Linked DNA regions of Mus musculus: all the other regions are linked to region 1. Evidence: chromatin loops called from intact Hi-C (ENCODE). Cell type or tissue: gastrocnemius. All regions are shown on one strand. Each heading gives the region's core, and the rest is flanking DNA. Links, peaks and the distances in the headings are about the cores only.

The links. Peaks named below come from ENCODE experiments on the same cell type or tissue, not always from the same donor. Only the 100,000 strongest peaks of a DNase experiment are listed, where the experiment ranks them.
Region 2: a loop joins it to region 1, with 2.2 times the contacts of the local background. A loop is called at or near these places in 23 of 42 quality-filtered maps.
Region 3: a loop joins it to region 1, with 2.2 times the contacts of the local background. A loop is called at or near these places in 10 of 42 quality-filtered maps.

Annotation. Positions count from the first base shown.
Region 1 is chr9:48,455,676-48,461,001 of GRCm38, forward strand. Gm39335 (a long non-coding RNA gene) reads left to right here. Exons shown (of 5, transcript XR_870726.3): 4 at 618-744. Gm39334 (a long non-coding RNA gene) reads right to left here. Exons shown (of 2, transcript XR_870723.3): 1 at 4,592-5,326; 2 at 3,744-3,980. Among named protein-coding and RNA genes, the nearest start is that of Gm39334, 2.9 kb to the right of the region's middle. In gastrocnemius, for the core only: a CTCF peak has its summit at 3,447 (motif pointing left); no DNase peak of the experiment used is centred there.
Region 2 is chr9:48,557,333-48,562,658 of GRCm38, forward strand. It overlaps a transcript of Nnmt not described here. Among named protein-coding and RNA genes, the nearest start is that of Nnmt, 45 kb to the right of the region's middle. In gastrocnemius, for the core only: a CTCF peak has its summit at 2,678 (motif pointing left); a DNase peak (open chromatin) is centred at 2,673.
Region 3 is chr9:48,616,548-48,621,873 of GRCm38, forward strand. No RefSeq gene overlaps it. Among named protein-coding and RNA genes, the nearest start is that of Nnmt, 14 kb to the left of the region's middle. In gastrocnemius, for the core only: a CTCF peak has its summit at 2,348 (motif pointing left); DNase peaks (open chromatin) are centred at 1,752 and 2,331; H3K4me3 peaks cover 975 bases; H3K27ac peaks cover 1,191 bases.

The sequences.
Region 1 (5,326 bases), core at 1,928-4,427:
AGAACCAACTCCCACAAGTTGTTCTCTGACCTCAAACACATGCACTGTCACACACACACACACATACTAAAATGTAATACATTTATAATTAAATATAAAATAAAATCAAGTCTCACAGTCCTGGCATTACTGACATTTGAGGATTAATCATTTTTTATTTGAGAACTAACCTTTGCATTTTTGAACCTTTACAGAACATGTGGCCCATAACCAAGTCTATGTCATCTATAGCCTCCTTCTCAGCTGTGCCAACCAAAACTGTCTCCAGACATGCCCAGTTATTCCCTAGGGGGCAAAATAATAAGGAACGATGACTACATTTGTTAACTTTCGGGCCTGTGGTTCTGAGGCCCTTTCTCCCCTACAGCCATCAGTGGCCACTACACCAAACAGAAACCATGTAAACAAACCATTTCCCTCCCTACAGAACCCCAGAGGTTTGGCTAGACTTGCCCTTGGGCTCAGGTCAGCCTCTCTGGAGGCCACTTCCTGTCCCACTGTCACCTGGTTCTCAGGCCTCAAATGAGCAGGCTGTCTTCACATCAGTGGGGTCTCCCACACATCTCCCAGAGTCACCATGTAAGCATCACTGGCTCTGCCTGTGCTCTGGTTTGTAGATGGCCTCTGGTGCTGTCCCCCACTCTTTGTCTCTGTTCCTGAGACCCTGCAACAGTCCATTCCTTCGGGATCGTGTTCAGCAGTTAAAGAACTTGGAGAGGCCTGGACTGACTGGAACACTCCATGGTAAGGATTAGAATGGATTTCCTCAATGACAGAGCCTGTCTCCACAAAAGAAAACATTCAGTTTTGCTCAACAAAAGCAGGAGTTAAAAAAAAAAAAAAGATAAATAAACTGAATTTAGTTGAAAAATAATATGCTTAGAAACTTAATAGAAACTGGGAGGTTTTTAGTCCTGGATTTTGTTTTAATTTATTTATTTTTTACAACATAAAAACCCTAGCAGCCTGTATATCCACTGAAGGTCTGACCTTGACAAATGTCAATGTTATCCTCTCACGTATAGACAAATGTTTACCCTGAAATCTTTTGATAAGGCTTTGTGACACGTATAGAAGTCACCTGAGGGGCTGGAGAGATGGCTCAGTAGTTAAGAGCACTGACTGTTCTTCCAGAGGTCCTGAGTTCAAGTCCCAGCAACCACATGGTGGCTCACAACCATCAATAATGGGATCCTCTGCCCTCTTCTGGTGTGTCTGAAGACAGCTACAGCGTACTCATATACATTAAATAAATAAATAAATAAATAAGTCACTTGAGATCAAATTTATACAAAGAGTCAGAAGGTTCTGTTTCCTTGATCTGTATAAACTTGGGGGCCACCAATGCATCTTAAGAAAGACTCAGATTGGAGAGATGGCTGGGTGGTTAAGCGCACTGACTGTTGTTCTAAAAGACCTGGGTTCTAGTCTCAGCACCTACATCAAGGAGATCTGATCCCTTCGTCTAGCCTCCTCTGATGCCAGGAACACTTGTTGTACAGACATATACAGAAGCAAAACACCCATACACATAAAACAAAATAATAAACTTAAAAAAAGAAAGAAAGAAAGAGAGAGAGAGAGAGAGAGAGAGGGAGGGAGGGAGGAAGGAAGGAAGGAAGGAAGGAAGGAAGGAAGGAAGGAAGGAAGGAAGGAAGGAAGGAAGGAAGGAAGAAAGAAAGAAAGAAAGAAAGAAAGAAAGAAAGAAAGAAAGAAAGAAAGAAAGAAAGAAAGAAAGAAAGAAAGAAAGAAAGAAAGGAAGGAAGGAAGAAGCTATTCCAGAGTCACCGAGTATTCCAAACTTGTCTGACCGGATGGGATGTTCAGTGACGTAACGGAACCAGCCAAGGCCAGAACTCATACCCTTCACCCTCCAGGTCAATTCTACAAGCCACATCCGGCATCACGGTAAGATCGCCTGTGCCTCGTAATAAAAGAAGAGTCTACATGGAAGGAGAAAAGCAAGAGACTTTTGCCCTTGACAGTGAGACCGAGAGACAGGTGGGAGGTGACAAGACAATAAACAAAAACCAAAAAAACAACAAAGCCAGGGGCTGCAGAGCTGGCTCAGCAGGGAAGGCCCTTGCTGTTCTTCCAAAGAACCCAAGCTTGAGTCCAGTCCCTGTCAGGCCAGGCAGGTCACAACTCCTCGGGTACATGAACACACAGAAGCACACACTCACACAGACACATACATAGGAGTGAAAATCTCCAACGTGTAAAGGAAAAGGCTAAGTTACAGTTAAGAGGCGGATGGTACACTGGGGGAGTGTTTGCAAGAAGGGATGATAGAATCCTAAATATATCGATAGGGTTTTATATACTTTAAAAAGATGCACTGCTTCTATAACAGAAAATAAAGACAAAAACATTCGTGAAGAGTGGCAATTATACACAGGAAGTGTATTTTTTTTAAAAAGCCAAAGTTTTTAAGTGAAGAAATGGATAAAATTGAAAAAAAAATCTGTACCTCCTCTTAAATTGCCAAAAAATTATTTTTGACTATTTTCTATGATTGTTCATGGAAGGACAAGGAAATGTGCTCCCTTGCACAATGCTAGTGCTAGTCAAAATTAACACCAAATCACTGATAAAAACACCAAATCACAGGCTATAATCCCAGGATGATTACAGAACCAGGGAGCCTTGGGCTTTCAAATAGAGACACTAAAATCAAGACTATAATAGGAAAAGGGAGGAACAGAATAGAGCTTCAAATTGCAGTTTCAAAATTATTTTCACTGCGGGGATTTCAATAAAGGTACTTTTTATTCATCTAAGTACATTTTGTTGTTTCAAGCTACAAGCAACAAATTTATTCAATAACTGTCATAAAAATTACCTGCATAAAGACTATGCGTGGGAAGTCTAATGCAGCTCTGTTATAAGAAAGAGAGGGAGGGAGAATAGATTTAGCAAACCTATATATCTTAACACCAAAATACAATCTACAAAATGACACTCATCTTAAGGAGAATTTTTAAGAGTTCATACAAATAAAACACTACTGGAAAATTTTTTAGATTTGTGTGACCACAAATATATATACATATATTTACAAGTCCCAATGAACATGTCCCTGCTCCAAAGAGTGCTGGAATTACAGTGTTTTCAGCCACATCTAGCTTTTTTATGTAGGTGCCAGGGATTCGAACTCAGGTCTTGTTTGTGCAGCCCACTAAGCTATCTTTACTTCACTGTCACAAGTATATCATAAGCCAGGCACGGTGGTATATTAGTTTAATCCCAGCACTCAGGAGGCTGAGGCATGAGCATCTCTGTGAGTTCAAAGCCAGGTTGGTCTACATAAGAAGTTCCAGGTCAGCCAGAGCTAGTGAGACAGTCCCAAAGTGCTTGCTGCTCTCCCAGAGGACCTGAGTTTGATTCTTAGCAATAAGATCATGTGGCTTACAACTACCTATAACCCAAGCTCCAGGGGATCTAGCGCCCTCTTCTGGCCTTCATATGCACCTGCACTCACATGACCCAAATATAGAGAACACATAAATAAAAATAAAATAAATGTTAAAAACCAATCATGAGGGACTAGAGAGATGTCTCAGTGGTACAAGCACTTGCTGCTCTTTCAGAGTACTCGGGTTTGAATCCGACATCTATATGGCATCTTACAACTGCCTGGAACTCCATCCAGTTCCTGGGGAATTCTGACATCCTCTTCTGCCCGGCTCAGGCACCAGGCACACACATCTCACTCAGATAAACACATACAGGCAAACTACCCATATACATAATCTATTTTTTTATTTTTAAAAATTACAATGAACACATACTTGAGGGATATTTTATATGCATAAGTCATGCCATATTGTGTTTCAATGTTCAAAAATAAGACTTGTAGGTGGCAAGAGAGATGGGTCAGCGGTTGAGCGCACAGGCGACTCCTCCAGAAGATCTAGCTTCGGCTCCCACAGGGCAGCTCACAACAGCCTGTGACTGCAGCTTCTGGCCTTCACAGGCACCTAATATACACACACATGGTGCACAGATATACACTAAGGCAAAGCATTCACACATATGAAAAGTATTTTAAACGTTTAAATAAATACCCTTCTCTTCTGTAAATGAAAGACCAGGTCTAAAAACCTGGTAAATACAGGTAAATCCTAAACATCTGAAGATGTCAGCTCAGTCCCCAGGACCTACAGGGTGGAAAGAAATGCTGCAAACTGTCCCCAGACCTTCACACTCACACAATGACAGGTGTGGTGCACAAGCATGCACGTGTGCACACTTGCACACACACACACACACAAATAAATAAAATTTAAGAAAAGAAAAGAAGAGAGAAGAAAGCTTACATGCAAAGCTTTACAATGTCATTACTCATCTGCACTCCTGCAACCTCTGCCCCTGTCAGCCCTCAGTCCCTTTACACTTTCCTGAAGGATCCCACTCAAATCTGAGCTTTTTCCAATCTTCACTCTATTAACTCTGAGGAGACTAATAGGGGAAAAATTTACTTAATATCAAGACAGGTCTTCAAGGTCTGGAGACAGAGTTTAGTCAGTAAAGAGCCTGCCATGCAAACAGAAGGCTGGGAGAGGCTCAGGGTGCACACAGTGTTGTGTACCTGAATCCCAGGACTGGGAAGACAGAACCTGTGGACTTCTGTGGACCACTGGGCAGCCGGCAACTCAGGAAGCTCCGGGTTCAGTGAGAGACCTTGTCAGAAAACTAAGTGGAGAGCAACTGAGGAAGGCATTGATGTCAACCTCTGGCCTCAACATACGTGTGATATAGCCAGTGCACACGCATACACACACACACACACACACACACACACACACACACACACACACACACACACACGGTAACTCTAAGGACTCCCAATATAGACTAGTCAGTATCCTGAACCACACAGCAGGCCCCTGTGTGTTTGCCTGGAATAACATGGCTTCAAGTCTGGATACCCAAGTGAGACACTATAGAGCTTCAACTGACCAGATTGGGCACCATCCCCTTATTCATCATCATCATGTAGAGGTTTTGTTCCCTTTTGTTTATAAGGACCTGACAGAATCACAGCTGTAGCAGGCAAGGCCCATTCACCCTCTCGGCAAACACATACTACAGGCTAGACCCACCCACCCTCTCAGTAAACACTTACTCTTCAGCAGAATCTGGGGTCTCCCTTCCCTCACTCATCATGTTCCATCAGCAGATGCCCCGATGGTCTCCGGAATACGGCATACCCTTTGCTACTTAACACCACTGTTTTCTGTGACTCTGCCTTCTTCACAGCTTCCTCAGCCCCGCACCAGGAGCCATTACCTCAGCACCGTAGCATGTGCACAATGTCTGCCAG
Region 2 (5,326 bases), core at 1,361-3,860, 100 kb after region 1:
CAAAAATATATCAGTACAAGCCAGGTGTGGTGGTGCATACCTTTAATCCCAACACTTGGGAGGTAGAGGTGGATCTCTGAGTTCAAGGACAGCCTGGTCTACAGAGTTAGTTACATGACAGCTAAAGTTATACAAAGAATCACAGTTTCTCTCTCCTCTCTCTTCCTCTTCCTCCTCTTCCTCCTCTTCCTCCTTCCTTTCTCTCTCTCTCTTTCTCTCTCTCTCTCTCTCATTTGTGTGTGTGTAGAGAGAGAAACATGTATATTGATGCATATACATATATGTGTGTCTCTGTGTGTATGTGTGTTTGTGTGTGTGTGTGTCTCAATTGTGGTAGAATTTCAGACATGCATTGTTTTAATGTTTTAGACAGGGCCTCTCTATGTAGTTCTGGTTGTCCTGAAACTTACTATGTTGATCAGACTGGCCATGAACTCACAGAGATGCCTCTGCCTCTGCCTCTGCCTCCTCTGCCTCCTCTGCCTCCTCTGCCTCCTCTGCCTCCTCTGCCTCCCCTGCCCCTGCCCCTGCCCCTGCCCCTGCCCCTGCCCCTGCCCCTGCCCCTGCCTTCTGAATGCTGGGATTGAAATATGTGCCTTGGTGCTTGGCTCAGACACACTTTTTAAGAGAGGCTATTAAAATAGTATTTTGTCTTGAAAAACAGAAAGGTGAACATGTTCAGGGCCTGAGGCAGGAAGATCACCATGAATTTGAAGCCAACCTAGGCTAAAACTTTAAAAGATGAAATAAAAAAGATATGGAAGAGGAGAGATAAGAATGAAATAAGATAAGTAAATGAAACCTTAGGACTAGAACTTCAAATTTGAGTGATGATCATCATGTCACAGTTGTCACCTGAGAGTGACAGTACAGCAGTGGACACAAAGATCATTCCGGGGCTAAGGTATGGGTGGGTGAAAGCAATGGGGCAAAGTGAAGAGCCAGTAGAGTAGGGGCAGACTCAAGACATGACCACCTCCTCCTCCTCCTCCTTCTTCTTCCTTCTTTTCTTTTCTTTTTTTTTCTTTTCTTTTCTTTTCTTTTCTTTCCCTTTTTTAAATTAATATTTTCAAATCATTCTCCCCAACCCCTGGTATTTTTCTCCTCAACTGTGTGGTGGTGGTGGTGGTGGTGGGGTGTGTATGTGTGTGTTTTGAGGGAATTGGTTTTCTACTTTCATTATGTGGGTCCCAGGGACTGGACTCAGGATATCAGTCTTGGCAGCAGGCATGTCTTTAGTCATGAGGCCGTCTTGCTAGCCCAAGACATAAGTTCTTTTTAGCTGGAGTTGCCATTTGGAGAGACCAAAGCACATCATCAGTAGGCAGCCTTAATCAGATGGCTTACTTTTGACAGAGGAAGAAAAAGACATAGGAACTCTACGCATGCGCACTGGTCCTTCACAGGAGGTGCACCTGTCAGCTCCTAGAGGCAAGCAGACAATAAGCACATCTCCAGAACTAGACAGGGTTGGACTTCCCCTACACTTTTGCCTCTTTACCTCTAAGTCTCGTCCTGTAAGGTCAGAGAAAGGAAAAGAGGAAGTGATTCTCTCCAGAGGAAGTGTGCTGATCTGAACACGAGACACCCAGTTCCTCAATTCAGCATCCTGATTACAATGACTGTCCTTCCCTCCCTCACACAGTGGGACTTTTTTGTTGTTATTATTGTTTATAAATCAATAGGCCTCTGACCCAATTATTTGGGAACTATCTGGATTAGAAAATATTGCGACCTTTAAATTTCATACTATAAATTGGCCTCTGACCCAATTATTTGGGAGCTCTCTGGATTAGAAAATATTGCCACCTTTAGATTTCATACTATAAATTTTAACAGGGATGTTTTACTTTATTTAATTACTTAATTATTTATTTTACATCACGATCGCAGCCCCCCTCCTCTTGGTCCCCACCTCGCACAGTCCCCCAACCCCTTCCCTCCTCCCCTGAGAAGGGGGAGGCTCCTCCTGGGTATCACCCCACTCTGGCACATCAAGTTTCTGCGGGACTAGACGCATCCTCTCCCATTGAGCCCAGACAAGGCTGCTCAGTTAGAGGACATGATTCCACAGATAGGCAACAGATTTAGGGACAATCCCCCGCTACTCTCCAGTTGTTGGGGGACGCACAGGAAGACCATATGAAGACTGAGCTGCACATCTGCTACATACGTTTCTTGGCAGGTGGTGAGGGGAGTGGACCATGCAAAACAGAAAGAAACTGGGGATACTTTTCTTGGACAGTTTCTTTAATTATAGAAAGAGACATTTATTTATTTGGGGCTAGGTGATGGGAAGACACATGGGCCACAGCAAGCATATGGAGGTCAGAGGACAATGTATGTCTCAGGGATTAAATCCAGGCCATCAGCCTTGGTGGGACCATTCTTCACCTGCTGAGCCATCTCTCTGGCCTCTGAGATTTGTGAGACAGAGGGAAGTCTTCATGAAGGCTGACTCCACACTCAGGTCTAGAAATGAGCAACTGGCACAGCCCTCCTACTTGTGGCTGATGAAGGAAAAGCACAGGACCCACGAATGTAGATGACAAACATGTTTTCTCAGGATTCTGGAAGAGAGTGTCCTTATTCTTCCTTACAAACCAATCTAGGGACCTTTCATCTTCAGTAGGTGAAAGTGTGCCTGATTACCGAAAGCTACTGGCAGCCATCTTGTGGCCACTTGGGGAAAGACATCTCCAAGGCAGAGGGAGAAAGCAACCATACTTTACCTTCTCTAGAAACATAAATATTTGGAATTATATAGGATATAGCCTTTTCCGATTAGTGTCTTCAATTTAGTAATTTATATATGGTGTGTGTGTGTGTGTGTGTGTGTGTGTGTGTGTGTGTGTGTGTGTGTTTGTGTGTGTGTGTGTGGTTGTGTGTGGTTTGTGTGTTGGGGGTGTGTATTAAACACCAGGTCTCAAACGTGCTAAGCAAGTGCTTTACCTGTAATCTACACCCAAAAACAGTAGTATATGTTTTAGTTTTCCCCCATTACCCAGAAATACTAAAATGTCTTTATCTAGTGATCTACTGAGGAATACCCTGGTTACTTCCAAGTGTAGGAAATGATAAAAAAAAAAAAGTGCCATAAACACCCATGTGCAGAATTTTATATGGATACTCGTTTTCCTCATGGGGTAAAGGCCAGAGTGCAGTTGCTGGCACTACTCACCTGCTAAGAGTAGTTGTAGCTTGCTGATTCTCTTGTAAATGACTTGGCCCTCTCATGCCTGCCAGCTCCGACAGAGAATGCTCACTGCCATCCATCCACCTTGTATGCCAGTGGGGTCCTAGGTTCTGGATTTGGGCTCTGCTCACTGCTGTTCTAGTTTTCATTTCCCAATGACATAGTGTGGAGCATCCTTTCTAGTTATTTGCTGTCATCTGTGCTCTTTGAGGATCGACAGCTTAAGCCCCTTGGCTCATTTTTAATTGGGTTGCTTCTTCTTGTTGAGTTCTAAGGGTCCCCCATTGTAGGGTGCAGCTCTGATGCTAAAGTCCTATTCCCCAATCTGTTCTTGATTTATCAGTAAAGAAAGCCATGGGCCAGTTGCTGGGCAGAAGGTATAGGCAGGACTTCCAGGCCCCTGGATACACAAGAAAGGAGAATGGAGTTTGCCATGCTTTGGAGAGAGAAGAACAAAGAGCCATGTGAGATCTCGAAATGAATGGAGTGGTCACACAGGTTGCTCCCGTCATCGGTGCGTTCTATGTCACTTCCGTCAAGGCAAATTCAAGGTCACCCAGACTTCCTCTTGTGTTGCATTGTAGTTTTACATTTGCTCTGAGATCTACTTCAGGTTACATTTAGAAAGAGCCAAGGAATTGTATCACGACTGCTTTCTTCACATTTGGATGCCTACGTGGTATTCACACTGTAGTGTGAACAAGGCTAGTTTCTCGCCATTAAGTAAGATATTAATCTGTAGGGTTTTTATAGACAGGATCAAGTTAAAGACCTTTTCCTCTAGTCCTATCTGCTAAAAGTTTTTCTCATTATCCATTTGCTATGAATCTATTAATATGGTGATATGACTCTTTTCCCCTTTCCCCTGTTGATATGATGGACTGATGTATAAATGTTGAAGCAGCTTTGCATAACTGGGATAAATCTCATTTGGCCATGGTACATAATCTTTTTTTGTTGTTGTTGTTGGCTTTCGTTTTTCAAAATGTGGTTTTTACATCTGTCTTCCATGGCTGACCATGGTTAATAGTTTTATATTTGTGTAAGGCCTTTGTCTGGCTCTGCTACTAAGGTGATGATGGATGATAGAGCACATGAGGAACTTTCCCCTCTGCTTCTGGCTTCTGGGAAAGTATTTAGGACATTTGGTAAAATTTCCTCTTTAAATTTGGTAGAATTCACCAATGGACTCTTTCGTAACATAGTCTGTTGTCTATTGATTAAATTTCCTTTGTAGATATGAGCCCATTTCAGAGTGTCCATTTTTTTTCTTGAGTGAATCTTGACAGACTGGTTTCTAAGGAATGAGTCAGTGTCCTCTTGGTCATCATGTTTGTAGGCAGTGGCCCATGATAGTTCTTGTTAATGGTGCTATCATTTTTTTTTTACTTTTGTTCTACCTACTTTGAATTTATTTTTCTCTTTTCCTAGTTTCCAGAGGCAAAAGCTTAATTGTAGGATTTAGATTACCACCCCAGTTTTCCCTAACACAGATCTTCCTCTTAGTACTGTTCTTGATGCATCCCATGTAAGTTGGTAGGTTATATTTTCATTCAGTTTGATTTTTTAAAAATTCTCTTGAGAGTAAGTCATGGAACTTTGTGTTTTTAACTTTGGGATTTTCCAGCTGTTTTTCTTTTCTTGATTGCTAGTTTAAGTTCATTGTGGTCTAAAAGCTGAGATTGTGGAATTCAGATTCTCCTATATTTGCTAAAGTGCATTTTCTGGATGAGTATAGTCCCTGTCTAAATAAATACTCCATGTGACTTTGAGAAGAATGTAGACCAGGACCAAGAGTTGGACCAAGACCAAGAGTTGTCCCTGTGAGCCTGCAGATGTGGGCAATGGGAACTGAACTCAGGTCCTCTACAAGAGCAGCAAGAACACTGAACAGCTTGGCTATCTCTCCAGCTCCTCCTTTCATTTCATACATGTATTTTGATGTTCTGTTTTCAGGTGCACAAGCGTCAAGAACAGTTATATTCAAGAACTGAGAACTTCAGCTCATCTTTGCATTACTCGGCCTCACTGCTTACCTTCTGAAGTCAGCACTGTTGTACTTTGTTGCGGTTGGTTTTAACATCATTCTCCACCCATTTCCTTTTCTTCTCTGTGTGACTTTATGATTAA
Region 3 (5,326 bases), core at 1,223-3,722, 160 kb after region 1:
TACCATGCTTGATTGTAAGCTCCATTACCATTGGTCATCTTGTAGACTCCCGCACCACAGTTTGTTTGTTTGTGTCTCTCCATGCACAAAGTCAGCAGCTTCTCACCACTGTGAGGCCCCCATGATTTGTACTGCCATCCATCTAGCTAGTCCTCCAGTCACGGACACTCAGATTGTCTCCCAGGTCTATGTCTCCTCTGCACGGACCCAAATAGGCATTTACGTGAGACAGGTTAACGGGACAGGAAGTGTTAAGCCCTAATATAGCCACCAGATTGACCCAGTCAGACCACCCCAGTCAATGTCCCTGTAGAAGGAATGGAGGTGGCTGCCTCTGTATAAACAAGGGGGTGTGTGTGTGTGTGTGTGTGTGTGTGTGTGTGTGTGTGTGTGTGTGTGCGCGCGCGCGCGCAGCTGCAAAGGCAACTCTTACAGGAGGACCTAATTGAAACCTGAGAGACCAAGGATTGCTGATGCAAACAATGCCAGCCAATTGAGAACTGCTGTTTGAAAGAGATGCTTTCTTGGGACCAATGGGGCATGGGTGGAGGGTATTAAAGGAGCTTGCGGCATCATTCAGACAAGTGTACTGCAGCATTCATGACCTGCTCCTGGAGTATGTGCCATTGATTCCATGACATTTCATCTGCGACCCCAAGGACAAGTAGGGTTGGGCAGCGGATGGTCCAGGGCACAGGGAGCATATCCCTACCAGCTGCTATGTCACTACACTTCCCCAGCCTCTATTCTACATACACTTTAATGCTTTTTGCTTTTCTCTGAGAAATTTGACTGCAGCTAAGCCTGCATGTCAGTGAGTTAAGCTAAACAATGTGATGAGCCTTGAAGATCACAGATCACAGGCTTCACAAAATAAATGCTCATTTGTGTTCTCTCCCCCCCCCCCCCCAGTGAGTGGGTGGAGGTTTGGGAGGCAGCCTGTGGCCATTCGACACTCAGATTTCTTCTCTTGTATGGCTCTTTGATCAGCCAGGATCCCAGAGTTGGGGCATTAGAAAAGGAGAGAAAAATGGGGATGGATCAGAAGGTTGCAGAATCTGGCCCAAGCAAGGCCATCCACTGATCCCTTAGGACAAGGAGGCTGGGAGCTGCTCTGGCCTCCACCCCCCTCCAGTCCCTTCTCACAAGTAAAGAAAAAGTTAAATACTCTCTGCCAAAAATCCATTCTCACTTGCTGTGGAAATCTCCTCTGTTAACTTCCCAGCCACACCTTCAGTCCTTTTGGTCTTTGCTTATCTTGTTGTTGCTGGAACTGCAAACCTTCTCTGTCTCTTCTAGCCAGGATCGGCCACTGGTTTGTATCTGTTGCAAGAATTTCCTTTGGCCTGTCTGCCTACTCAGATTGACTCCATCAGAAACCTAATTTTGATGGACCCTAATTAAGCATTTTTTTTTCCGATTGCAGTTTTTGCTTCTAAAAACCGTGTTAAGTTTGGGTGAGGTACAGGCATGTCTAATCAGTTCAGCCACCTTCATCAGTGTTGGTCTATTGGTTCACAGTTTGCAGAAGAAATGCTTATCTGGGCACAGAGAAATGGATCCACCACCCACGCAAGGAAAAAGACCGCTTTAAAATCCATTTCCTGGCCTCCAATTCTCCTTCCCTGCCTCCAATCCCTGCTGCCCCTTGCCTGCAGAGTCAGCTTTCCAAAAGCACGCATGGAAATGTACCAAGTTGTTTGGAAAGCGCTTTCAACTGGCCAAAGAGGCGCTTAGCCAGCTCGTGGGGGCACGAGTCTATTCTTGGTTGCAACACTAAGGGCTTGCCTCTTTGAACTGGAACTCTCTCAGCGCCCACATGGTTTCTTGACTTTAAGCTCTTGCTCACACTGCCTGGCTCCTTGCCTGAACCCTCCCATCACCAGCCACCACTAGGCTTTCCATCCCTCACAAAGGACAGCATACTTGCTCTGGCCTTAATGATTGCAGAATAGAATGGCCTGGGTATGCCTTGCCCACTGGGCTTGGCTTGCCCCAAATCTCTGGTCTTCGGGAGGTTTGAGGGCTGAAAAAACTTTCTCTTGCAAAGGTCATCTGGTGTGACTGTGCTCTGGTATCTCGTCCCTCCCAGAGGGAGATGAAGTGTCCTGGGCCCCCGCTGTGGAGGCAGGGGAAGTCACTACTGCGCATGCTGGAGTGAAGGGCGCATTTCTGTGCTGCCTGCACCCTTCCTCTTCCTGATTATCCCATTCAGGGCTTGGGATCTAGGAGGACAAGAGGCATTAAGCAAGGAGTGAGTGGTCTGGCAAAGGAAGCGGGGAGGAAGACTCTTCCTGGCCATGTTGATCCTGAAGCCTGCTAAATTCAGAGCTCTGCTGCCCCCTTGTGCCCAAAGAAAGAAAAACCAAGAAAACTCCCGATCTGATCCCACTGGTCTGAGAGTCATCCTGTAGCCTCCCAAGGGCTTTGTGTCTTAATAGCTTTTCCTGGAAAAATGTAAACCCATGTCCAGGCACTCCAGAAAGGCACCAGCGCAAGGTCAAAATATGATTTCCCAAAATCCAGCTTGGTGAGCTCAGTGTTGTTGGGTTTTCTTTCTTTTTTTTCTTTTTTTTTGGGGGGGGGGGTTGTTTGTTTGGTTTGATTTGATTTGATTTGGTTTGGTTGTTTGGTTGTTTGTTTGTTTTGGCCTTTCCTGCAGAGCACAGGTAATGGGTTACTTACAGGAGAGTAGGTGGCTCCAAACAGACATATCACCACAAAAGACCCAACCCATCATGGGTATTGACCTCATGGAGGCTGCATCGTGGAGTCCTGCCTTTGATCAACCTTTCACTTCCATATTCTTTAGCATCCCCCAAGTTCCCTTGGGGCTAGGGAAGGGAGTGAGGGCTGAAATACAGGGGAGCATCTTCTGACCCTCCCTAGGAGGTGGTGCCATGATCATCCCCCCAGAGATCTGGCTACTTCTGTATTATACTGCTCTGGTTGTCATGGCTACAGGGCAACATCCAGGCAGCATTCTGTTATGACCAGAAGAAAAAGCCCCTTACAGGCCAGTATTCACAATTAGAGACAGATATTCAAGGGGTGACCTGAGGGGAAGAAGGGAAGGCTGACAAGTTAAAAGGCAACTTCTCTGTGGGAGCCTCAGACTGGTCCATCCTGTGAGCAGCTCCATTCTGCCTATAGATCCTGCCTAGAGAAGCATTTTTTTCTTTTCAAAATTTCTCTCTCTCTCTCTCTCTTTCTCTCTCTCTCTCTCTCTCTTTCTCTCTCTCTCTCTCTCTCTCTCTCTCTCTCTCTGTGTGTGTGTGTGTGTGTGTGTGTGTGTGTGTGTGTATGTGTGTGTGTGTGTTTTCATGAGTTTATTTGCACTACATGTGTACCCGGTATCTGTAGAGGCCAGAAGGTGGTATTAGGTCCTCTGGAACTGGAGTTACAGGTAGTCATGAGCTGTTTAATGTGGGTGTCTGAACCCAGGTCATCCACAAGAACAGAAAACACTCTCAACTGCTGAGCCATTTCTCTAGGGCCCCTCCCTGCCGTCTTTGGACACTGACACCATAACCCAGGTTGGTCTGGTATTTGTCGTGTAGCCCAGGAACAGGCTTTAAAATCATGGAAATCCTCCTCTCTCGGCTTCCTCAGGGGTGGGCTTGCAGGCGTGAGCCAGCACACCTGAGTTCCAGAAGCAATTCCTGTCCAAGGAGTTCTTCTGCAGAATGAGGCTTGGGCTCAGCGCCAGGTATATAGACCCTGTACTCATGTCATTTGCCTATGGGATCTTACGTTCTGATGTGTTTCTACCAGTTTCCAGTTTCCAGCCTTCCCCAGCCTCTGTTATCCCCTGTGGTACAACTCTGCTTATTCTTTTTCAAGGATTATCCCATAAAAGCATTGGTCTTTATTTGTTATTATCTGCTGTATCTTCCCCACCCAACTAGAATGAGGGCAGAGCCTTACACAGCAGGCACACAGTGTGCTTCTTTGACAAGAGTCCTCCTAGAACAACAGGAAGGCAAGCGTCATAACAGTATCCATGTGCACGTGTGTGACTCTGTCATGCCTTTCTGGGTGAGGGAGGGAGTTCAAAGTCAGCCTGGACAACGTAGTGAAAGCCTCTTTCAAAGGCAAACATGACAGAGGAGAGGGCTGGGGACATGGTTGGTGGTACAGCATCTGCCTGGTGGTACAGCGTCTGCCTGGAATTTGTAGGGTTTTAAACACAATTCCGGGATCATTAAAAACATTGTGCAAATCCCAAATTACCTTTAAAGGGAGATGGTGGGAGCTTACCCCTCCTTATGCCATAGAAACCTGCAAAGCCCTGAAAAGTATGGGGGGAGTGTAGTTTTATGTCTCTGGTTCAACTTTTTTCTCCATCCCAAGCCATTAGTGGAGTGTATTGTAAATTTCCCTGTTTGAAGTAAACATCTCTATTTACCTGGCAATCTCATATAATAACATGGAAAGCATTTGCCATTAGGGCTCTGAATAAAACACGTTAATGGAGAGAGCAAAGTGGGCAGACTGGCGGTGGGAAATCAACTTCTTGGGGGTCCATTGTTCCAACAGTCTGATAGCCAAAGCGAGGCACACAAGCATCATGTAGAATACCCTCATCTCTCAGGCCATTTGCGATACCCGAGTACCTGGCTGCAGCACTCTCTCTGGAAGGGAAAGTGTGTCCTACTGGGCAATGCTCAACTCATAGGACAAATGTGTGTTCCCTGTCACTCTCCGCTCTCTCCCTATTGTAAACTGACGGAGTCTCAGTCACACATCTTACAGATGAAGAAAGTGAAACCCACAGGGAGATATGGCCACGAAGCTAGCTACCTGCCAAGCCCAGGGACCACTGACCCTGAGCTGTGTTTGTTTTGTTCATGTATTTCCTCTACAGAAGATGCCGGACACTCAGCCTGTTTGTCCTCTGCCTGATCTACAGTGTCAGAGAACTCAAGCAAGTACAAGGGGAAACAGAGACTCTGCCTGAAGTCAGTAGAGCTGCCTTATGAGCCCACAGCCTTTTCTGAGGCCGTACAGTGACTCCAATCCTTTGCTATTAGTGTCCCCTGCCACAAGCCCTACCCAGTGACTGAAACCACGTGGTCATGAGCCGTAACTTCTTACGGACAGCCTTCTCAGCGTATCACTTGTGTTGATATATAAAGAAAGCAAGTTCTTAGACAATCTTCCCAGTTCTGTATTTATTTTTAAGGTTGCAGGTTAAAAAGCTATCAGGGTCTGAGATCAACTGCAATTGCCTTGTGCTACTGGGAGGGATATATCTGGGGAATGGAGACACCATGGTACCTCTTCCTCATTGTTTGAAATTCTGAGGTCAAAAGATTCTATTCCA